2 separate regions of the Homo sapiens genome follow, and region 1 is linked to region 2. Evidence: read pairs that join two places in POLR2A ChIA-PET (ENCODE). Cell type or tissue: MCF 10A. All regions are shown on one strand.

Region 1 (5,000 bases), 240 kb after region 2:
ATAACAAAAAAAAATCTTTGTCCTATGCAAACCGACCATTAAATTATTCAGCCTTGCTTGAATTATACCATCTCTGATAAATTAGTGTGATATCTACGTATTACTTAAGACAATCTTTAAACTATAATTGCAGTTGTTTTGGTTTCCTCTGAAATTATATTTTAATACAGAGGGAAAAGTCCCTCAAGAACACTATACTCCTTACTCTTAGATTTAACACGCACTGGGATTCAATCTTTGTAAATACAGAATGCGCTATCTGTAGCAGCTACCACAAAATTATCCTGCCAAAAGTACACATTTGCCAAGGAATTAATGAATTGCATCATAAAACTGGCATTCAATTTTTACTCTACTGTGGGTAAAATGCTATCAAATAGAATCTCATGCTCCAAAGAAATCTTTCATGAAAGGAAGAGTCAACTGATGTGGCAAACTTCACTGTTGTCTCATTTTAAGAAACTGCTACAGCCATCCCAACCTTCAGCAACCATCTAAATAGTTAGCAGCCATCAGCAGAAAGGCCAGACCCTTCACCTGCTAATAGATGATTACTCACTGAAGGCTCAGGTGATCAATAGCATTTTTTAGCAACAAAGTACTTTCCAATTAAGGTATCTACATTTTAAAGACATAATTATATTGTAAACTTAACAGACTACAGTATACTGTAAACATAACTTTTCCATGCACTGAGAAACCAGAAAATTCTTGTGACTTGTTTTATTGCAGTAGCAATCCAAATAAGTTAAAATAAGGAAACACTAATTCCTAAATGTAAGTTTAGATTTACTCTTGACTTCTAAAGCTTTACAGGAAGAAAAAATATTTGGGGGTTAATAAATATGTTTGGTTCCACATTAAAAATTATTCTGTGGAAAAAATACATTTTTAAAGATTATAAAATGTGTCTTTATAAAATGTTGATATGTGACAGCTCAAAATTGCTTACTTCCTAGGTTTTCACTAAAAGTTAAGATTACTAAGATTTAACTAAAAATTAAGATTGCTAAGAGTTAAAATTCTAGTTAATACATAGAATTCTGTATGCAAAGGGTACAAGAAAAAAACAAAATTTGTTTTTGGTGAAAAAAGTGTTTTAAATGGCATAAAAATGTGTTTTTATTTAAAAAGTAATTTGTCTAATTCAGAAGTTATTGAAAGATTATTTCAAAATATGAATTTGGAAAAACATGAAAACAAGGCAGAAAGGAACAAGTGAAAAACAGACACAAAAAACTATGAGAATGTATTTTTGGTAAGAAAAGAGAATGACAGTAATTTTTGTATAAAAAAACTTATGTGGTTGAAATGATAGAAAAAAAGGGAAGTAAATTTTTGTCCTAAGGTAAAATGATTGTTTCAGTATAAACAAGAGAAATATAAGACAAAACTAAAGGACTGAGCAAGCTGTAGAAGGTCTGGGCAAATTATGAAAGGTTTGTGAGAGATGAATCTTATGAAAGAAATTTTATTTGTGAACAAATTGGCTAAAATGAAAAGTAAATTGTTTATAGGTTTGTCTTAAAATTGAGTCCTCATATCAAAAGTACACTGATACAACACTAAAATTTGATCTTCTCTTTTAAAACAAGATTTTCTTATTGATTGCTCTCAATGAAAAAATAATAAAAGTAGATTTTAAAAGGCAAAAAACCCCCACTATTTAAAATGGAGAGAGAAATTAATAATGATAAAGGTTAAATACACCAGAAAGATGTGACAATTTTAAATTTACATGCACTTACTATGGCCACTAAATAGTAAGGCAGAAGTTGTCAAAACTATAAGGAGAAATAGACAAATTCACAATGATAGGAGGAGAATTTCACCACTATTCTTGGTAACTAATGGGACAAGAAGATTTAAAAAAATAATCAGTAAGAACACAGATAATTTAAACAACACAATTAACCATGCTGACCTAACTGACATATGGAAGACTATACCCTGTAACTACAGAATACACACTCCTCACAAGTATACACATAACATTTATAAATGTTGACCACATGCCAGGTATTTAAAAAAAATTTCAAACATTTTAAAAGACCAAGATCATACAAGATACCTTCTCTGACCACAATGCTATTAAACTAAACTCAATACAAAAAATAATCAGAAAAGCCACATATGCTTACAAAGTAAGAAATACATTTCTAAATAACTTATGAATCAAAGAAAAGGTCAAAATAGAAATTAGAAAATATGTAGTACTAAATGAAAATTGATACTCCATTTTAAAACTTATGGAATAAAGGTTTCTACTTTGAGGAAGATGGAACAGATATACATTTTCCTTTTATACTCATTAATATAACTAAGAGTCCTGGATTTAGGTATATGACAAACGTAAGACTCTGAATAATGGAGACTAGAAGGCTGACTAGCTATGGACCTGAGAATGTAAGGACAAATACAGTGGTGAGTTTATTTCCCTGGGTTTTCTTTTTCATATATCTCAGACACAGAGCTGAAGAAACTGGCAACCAGGAAACACCAATTAATTCAGACAAATAAGTCTTGAACAAAAAAGCCTACTCTCTAGCCAAAGGAACAAAAAAGAGGGAGCCTAGCAAGATAATATGTAGACAATTACAATCTACTCTATCCAAATACCATACACACACACACACACACACACAAAAAAAAAAAAACTGTAGTTCCACCCCCATCCACACAAGCAAAGATTAGGTGGAAGCCAAGCTAGGCTGTAATAAAATACCCTAATACTGGGCCAAGATGGTGCACAAGAAGGCTCACCAGAAAACAGAAACTTCCATTGCTTCCTGAACCGTAATAAAGCTCAATGATCCTGCAATGTCAGAGGAGACCACATGGAAAACCTAAACTTTCACCCCCCACCAAGAGTAACAAAGAGGACCTCCCTCACCCCACTGAAATGCTGGCACAGAAGGCCTAGTGGAGACTTATGACAGGCAGAACCACCAACAGTAATGAGGCTACCCTCTCCAGGGTATCAGGGAAGATCACATGGGGAGCCAGAACTACAGCTACCTGGCAATAACAAAGACCCCTCCCGCAACCCCCCTCCCAAAAAAAACTAAGGTGTCAACAGAGGCCATCTTAGAAACCTCGACTTGCTAGGCACTATGGCTTGTGACTGCAAATCCCAGCCACTCAGAAAGTGAGGTGGGAGGATTGGTTGAGACCAGGAGTTCGAGACCAGCCTGGGCAACACAGTGAGACCTTGTCTCAAAAACAAACAAAAAAAAGTCATTAGCTAGGCATGGTGGCATGTGCCTATATGCCCAGGTACTTGGGAGGCTAAGGTAGGAGGATTGCTTAAGCCCAGTTCAAGGCTGCAGTGAGCTATGATTATGCCACCACACTCTAGCCCAGGCAACAAAGCAAGATTCCCACCTCTTAAAAAAAAACAAAAACACAAACAAAAAAACCTTGTACTTCCATCTCCACCTGGCAAAAACAAGGTAGTATGCCCTCTTTCCTCTACCAGAAAAGTGTCAGAAAAAGCCAGCTAAAACAAAAAGTTTAGATAGAATCCACAATATTATAATATCCCAAATGTCCAAGTTTCGATAGAGAACCACTGGTCGGCCAGGCACAGTGGCTTACACCTGTAATCCCAGCACTTTGGGAGGCCGAGGCAGGTGGATCACCTGAGGTCAGGAGTTCGAGACCAGCCTGGCCAACATGGCAAAACCCCATCTCTACTAAAAATACAAAAATTAGCAGGGTGTGGTGGTGCACGTCTGTCATCTCAGCTACTCAGGAGGCTGAGGCAGGAGAACGCTTGAACCCAGGAGGCAGGGGTTGCAGTGAGCTGTGATCACACCACAGCACTCCCGCCTGGGCAACAGAGGAAGACTCCATCTCAAAAATACATACATACATACATACATACATACATTAAAAAAAGAAATCCACTGATCATATCAAGAATGAAGATTTCAAACTGAATGAAAAAAGATAACAAGCCAACACTATGATGACAGGAATGTTATGGTTATCTGACAAAGACTTTAAAGCACTGATGATAAAAATGCTTAAACAAACAATGACAAACAAGCTTGAAATAAATGAAAAGAGGGTCACAGCAAAGAAATACAAGTCTCAGAAAAGAAGGTAAAAAGAAGAACCAAGTGGAAATTTTAAAACTGAAAAATACGGCTAAGCCTGGTGGCTCATGCCTGTAATCCTAGCACTTTGGGAGGCTGAGGCAGGTGGGTTACTTGAGGCCAGGAGTTCGAGATCAGCCTGGCCAACATGGTGAAACCCTGTCTCTACTAAAAACACAAAAATTAGCCAGGTGATGTGGCATGCGCCTGTAGTCCAGCTACTCAGGAGGCTGAGGCAGGAGAACTGCTTGAATCTGGGAGGCAGAGGCTGCAGTGAGCCAAGATTGTGTCACTGCACTCCAGCCTGGGTGACAGACTGAGACTCTGTCTTTAAAAAGAAAAGAAAAAAATACAATGACCAAAATAAAAATATTAGATGAGCTCATCAGCAGAAATAGAGAGGAAGAGGAAAAGAATTAATGCACTGGGAAGATACAACTACAGAAATTACTCGGCTGAACAATAGACAGAAAATAGACATACAAAATAAATAAGCAGCTCAGGGACTGTCAGAACTAACAAAAAATACCTACCATTCCTGTGCTTGGTGTATGATTCCATTTATATGAAATATCCAGAATAGATAAATACATAGAAGGTAGGCTGATGATTTCCAGGGACTAAGGGAATGGGGAAATGGGAGTTGACTGCTTAATGGTTACAAGGTTTTCTTTGATGTGGTAAAATGTTTTGGAACTAGATAATGGTAGTTGTTACGCAATGCTGTGAATGTAATAAATGCCACTAAATTATATACTTTAAAATAGTTAATGTTATGCTATATTAATTTCACCTCAATAAAAAAAGAGAAAAATAAACCTAGCAAACTAGAAACTTAAAAGTGCATCAATCTCATCAAAGGTGTATATAAAAAGAGTATTTTAAAACACCACACCTGAC
Region 2 (5,000 bases):
ATCCCCAAGCCAAACCTATTTACTTGCTCCTGTTTGATCCTGTTTCCAAATATGATCCTGTTTCCACACTTGCTCACACTGTACCTCCAGCCTGAAATGCTTTTTTCTTTTTTCTCTTATTTACGGCACCTTATGTGTCTATGCTGTGGCTCAGCTCAAACCCCACCTCCTCTTTGATGACATCTAGGCCTGGAGTGACCTTGCTCTCCTCTCATTTCCTGAAATACTCATGATCTATGTCATTCTTGTGGCTCATTCCAAATGTCTTGCCTGGAGACCTCACCTTTTCACTGGTGTCTGTCTTGCCTTCCCAACTTGATTTTAAGCCTCATGAGAAGGGGGCCATGAATTCCCACAGCCTAATACAGTGCTGAGTGCCTGGTAGGCATTTGATTTAATCTGTTTTCTTTGGAGGAAACCCAGTAACATATGGGAGGGAGTTTGTTTGTATACACATTCTTTTAAAATATACATTGATCATCTTTCCTGTTGTGTTAGCTTTATTTCCTGGGGAAGGGTAAATACCCATCCATCATTCTACACAAGTCACTGGGTGACGTCTGTAGCTCCACCAACCTGGTCAGGCTTATTGGACCCATTTGCCTGGCGGGAGTTTCCATCAAGCCTTTCTGGGCCTCCTCACCAATTATCTCTTCAGATTTGGGATGTTTTTGATGAGTGTTTTGACAAGAACACTGTTTCCCCAAAGCCGAGCCAACCAAACCGCTACATGGTGAATTGGAGGTGAAGGAACACTCGTCTATAAATAGTTCCCCATGGGATGGCCTGGTTTTGCCTGTCCTGTGTGTTCACCCAGCAGCCTGCATGCCGCTGGCCAGCTTTTAGCGATGTTGTGGCAACCAGGGAGTGGACCAAGCTGCAGCTTCATGCTGCTGAGGAGGCCGCAGCCGACCGAAGTCTCGCTCTCCTCAGGATCTGTATGGGGTACCCATTCAGAAGCCACCTGTGTGGCCTCGTTGTTTTTTTCAAGGTTTGAATAACAAAGGCAGCTTTTTGTTGTTTGTTTTGTGACTGCTAACATTTACACAGTGCTTCCTAGATGCCAAGGGACTCTATATCTTCTACCGAATTCAGTCCTCTCCATGACACAATGGGGCAGGCCTACTATTCCCATTTTACAGATGAGGGAATCGAGGCCCAGAGAAATGGGATGATTGTTGTTCAAGGTCACACAGGGGCAGAGCAGGGATTTGAACCTGGAATGACTTCAGAGACTGCACTAAGATCCCCTATGCTGCACTGACTTTGCAACCTCTGCCGCACACATTGGTACTACTCTCTGAGGATTCCGGGGGCACATGGGAGACATGCAGATAGGGTTCCATGCCGTGGCTGGGGACACATGCTCCTGGGGTGAGTCAGCCTTCCTAGAGGCTCAGGAAAGAGTCCCAGCTTGAGAATAAGGCGGACCATCTGACTGAGGAAATACCTCACTGGCGTGGTAACTTCTTGGGAATTAACACCCACCCCCCAAGCCCCCAATAAGAGAGAAGTTCTCTCACTCAGGAGAAGGGTGTGAGGGATGAACTTGAGCTGACTTGCCCCACCAGGCTCCCTAGGGCAGCTCAGTAATGCCCAAGCCTCTCCCCTGTATCCTGTGTACAGATTCTTGGATGTAGCCCCTGAATTTACCCAGAATCCTGAAGACCCAGGATCGTGTGGATGATTTGGAAACTACCGATAATCCTCAAATCCCTTTATTCAGAAGCTTTCAGCTTCTCCCTTGCCAAGGCTTGTCACCAGAACTGTTAGAAAGGATGAACACTGATAGACACAAGCTTGGCTCCTTAAGCCACAGCGTGGGGGAACTAATGAGCGGCAAAAAACAAAACTCAACCCAACGCAGACAGTAGGAGGAGGAGAAGAAAGAGGGCTTGGATCAGCCACAGCCTGACTCATCAGTTTCTGAGTGATCATGAGTTGACGGCATTTTGACATGTGCCAGGCACTGTTGTGTATACCTTGTTGAATGAGAGTCAGGAAACAGCAATTGGGGCCCAACTGCTGTTTTTTACCACCACCAGTAAAAACCTGACTTCTTAAATCTCTGCAAATCCTGTGAGTTTTAATATAATTTGGTGCAATTTTAAGCCTCATGTTATTTAAATAATTTTTCCTTATTGTAAAGGTAATATATGCTCATGTAAAAAGTTGCAGAGTCGTCGGGGGTGAGAGGACAACAAAGAAAAAATTACCCCTAATCATGTCATGCAGAAGCAACTGCTGTCAGCATTTTGGATTCTCTATTTATGTAGTTGAGGTCAGGTTTTGCATCCTTTTCTTCAGTTAGTGAGGGAAAATGCTTACATTAAAATGTTATTGCAAACCCTTTGTAAAAAGTATTTTTAAATAACTATATCATATTCTATTATTTGGGTACATTATTTTGAACTTAAGCTAAGATACTGGATCACTTTTAAAGTATCTTTAAAGACATGCATTTTCCAAGGAAGACGGCATTACCTCCAAAGGTAAGATTTCACTGATAATCTGTGAAGAAACTAAAGGCTACAGTATGCCAGTACCTTTACTGTCCTCCTTCTCTTGCCTATAGACCTAAGTCCCTTTATAAGATTTTGGGGAAATAGAAGGAATTTAGAGCTCAAAGGGTCCTTTGAGAGCATCTAATCTGCTCTTTTATTTTATCGGTGTACCGTCCCATGGTCGTGAGGTGAGTTATGTCTAGTCACCCCCGCAGTTATTTCCCCATCCTGCTTCTTTTCGGAACATGATTGCATGCCGGGTTTTTTTCAGTCGTCAGCATCTCCACTGAGATCAGCTGAAAAGTATGGTCACACTGAACTCAGCTTTGGGGAATTCACACTGCACGTGTTGCACAATGTATGCATTTCTGTAAACACACACCGAGTCTTTCTCCAGATTATAGTACAGCCTATCATGTGGTTTGGATTCCTTTGAGCTGACTCTGTTGCCCATAGAAAATTGTCCTTATTTCAAAGGCAGAATTGCATATTTTGAGCTTTTCCAGGTGGTAAAGTAAGTAATAACAGAATATGCATGAAATTTGAAATTTGTAACTTTATGCATGCCCATTAACCTTCGTGTAAGCATAAAAGATAAGAAGGCAATGGGCAAGGAAGAATAATCGCTAACATTTCTGAGCTCTTCCTGTGTGCTGGGCATTAGAACCAGCATCTGCACGGGTTAACTGGTTTAATCCTTACCAGTCAATACTCTCACCATCCCCACTTTATAAATGAAAAAACCTGAGGCCTCGAGAGGTTAGGTATCTTTTTCAAGGTGCTCTGAACCAAAATAATCTGTCCCAGAGCCCGAGCTTCTATCCCCCAACTAAACTGCATTAACTCTTACAGAGCTTAGTAGAGTTTGAGAGCTGGTTTTTGTTATATTTCTTTCTAATACTGGGGTATAAGGGTTGATACCAAGATGCAGATGTTTGAGGTTTCATAAGAAGGGGCCGAGAACCCTGTGGTTTAGTTTGTTCCTATTTGGGGATGGCTTCCTGGCAACCCAGCTGAGTGCAGAGCCCGCTCCTCTCTGAGCTGCGCGTAGTCCACGGGGGTCTCTGAATCTCCTTTGGGGCCCCAGCTTTACCCCAGTGGGCTCCTTTGTAGGAAAGGTAGGAATTCTGTATTCAAGTTGCTGTTTTGAATGGTGTCAGCAGTAAAGACTAGTGTCTCCCCGACCTCCCAGGGACTGCAGTAGGGTTCAGGATACAGGAAGCTATATCACATAGCTCTATCCTGTCCCCATATCCAGTCTTGAGGTATTTCCTATGTGCTTGGGCTCAGACTGGTTACCTATGTGGCCCTCTACTCCCACTTAATGGCTTTCTTTTGTTTATTTTTTTTTCTTTTTTGAGCCAAGGTCTGGCTCTGTTGCCCAGGCTGGAGTGCAGTGGTGCAGTCTCGGCTCACTACAACCTCTGTCTCCCAGGCTTAAGCGATCCTCCCACCTCAGCCTCTTGAGTAGCTGGGACTACAGACCTGTGCCCCCACACCTGGCTAATTTTTTTGTATGGACAGGGTTTTGCCATGTTGCCCAGGCTGGTCTCAAACTCCTAGGCTCAAGAGATCCTCCCACCTCGGCCTTCCAAAGAGCTGGGATTACAGGCATGAGCCACTGCACACGGCGCCACTCAGGGATTTCGTTTATTCAAATCACAGCAAAATTAAACCGGTTCCAAAAAGTTCTGTCTGAATTCAAACAGAAGCAAAAACTCTGTACTGCCTAAAGAGTCTGCCTTGACTCTGGTTATTGAAGTTTTTGAATGAATGTCAGAGAAAAAAATCTTTTGTAAAGGCAAGCTGTACTATATACCCAGAAGATGTTCAAATAAGGAATAGGAGAACTTGGGGAACCTAGAACAGGACCTGGGACCGGAAGTGGTGGTGGTGGTGGGGATGACTGAGCTAACAGACCAAAAAGTTAAAACAGGAGGAAGTGTCAAAACTTGGAAGTGGGTTCATTGGTTGGCTGTTTAGGATGTCATGTGAAGCCTGCTTCAAGTTCTCCCCACCTCATTAATTGCAATTTATGAGTTTGCAGGGACTCCCCAGTTTGAAACTTTTAGTCCCATATAATCCACAAATCTAGAACCTGTGGTTCAGACTGTATGCTTCTCTTACTACCTACACTGCAATAAGTAGATTGGAAACAAAAGAGAAATTTGCCTTGATCTTTATATTTCATCTTTGTTACTCCTAACTACTGAGGCACATTAAATACTTACCTTGCTTTCTCCTGTGTGTGCATGTGTGTGTGTGTGCACGCATGCACAGGCATGCACGTGTGTGTATATGTATGCAGGCATGCACGTGCATATGTGTGTGTGAGCTTGTGTGTGTGTATGTGTGGTTTAAGTCTCCTTCCCAGCATTTCTCAGAAACTGCTTATGGAAAAAAATAATAATAAATGAAAGGGTTGGCTTGTTTGCCCTTCAACTGGTTAGCCCCACAGAGTGAGGCATAGGAAATTAAATTTGGCATAAAATATTA

The links. ChIA-PET counts read pairs that join two places held together with the same protein. Peaks named below come from ENCODE experiments on the same cell type or tissue, not always from the same donor. Only the 100,000 strongest peaks of a DNase experiment are listed, where the experiment ranks them.
Region 1: POLR2A ChIA-PET joins it to region 2 with 7 read pairs; 4 of 35 experiments call an interaction of 5 or more read pairs at or near these places.

What each region holds. Positions count from the first base shown.
Region 1 is chr12:94,413,930-94,418,929 of GRCh38, forward strand. The region is part of intron 2 of CEP83 (centrosomal protein 83); the gene reads right to left. Among named protein-coding and RNA genes, the nearest start is that of CEP83, 43 kb to the right of the region's middle. In MCF 10A, no CTCF peak of the experiment used is centred here; no DNase peak of the experiment used is centred here.
Region 2 is chr12:94,170,341-94,175,340 of GRCh38, forward strand. All of the region lies in intron 2 of PLXNC1 (plexin C1), which reads left to right. All of the region lies in intron 1 of PLXNC1-AS1 (PLXNC1 antisense RNA 1), which reads right to left. Among named protein-coding and RNA genes, the nearest start is that of PLXNC1-AS1, 3.6 kb to the right of the region's middle. RefSeq lists an enhancer at 871-1,380. In MCF 10A, no CTCF peak of the experiment used is centred here; DNase peaks (open chromatin) are centred at 1,921 and 2,821.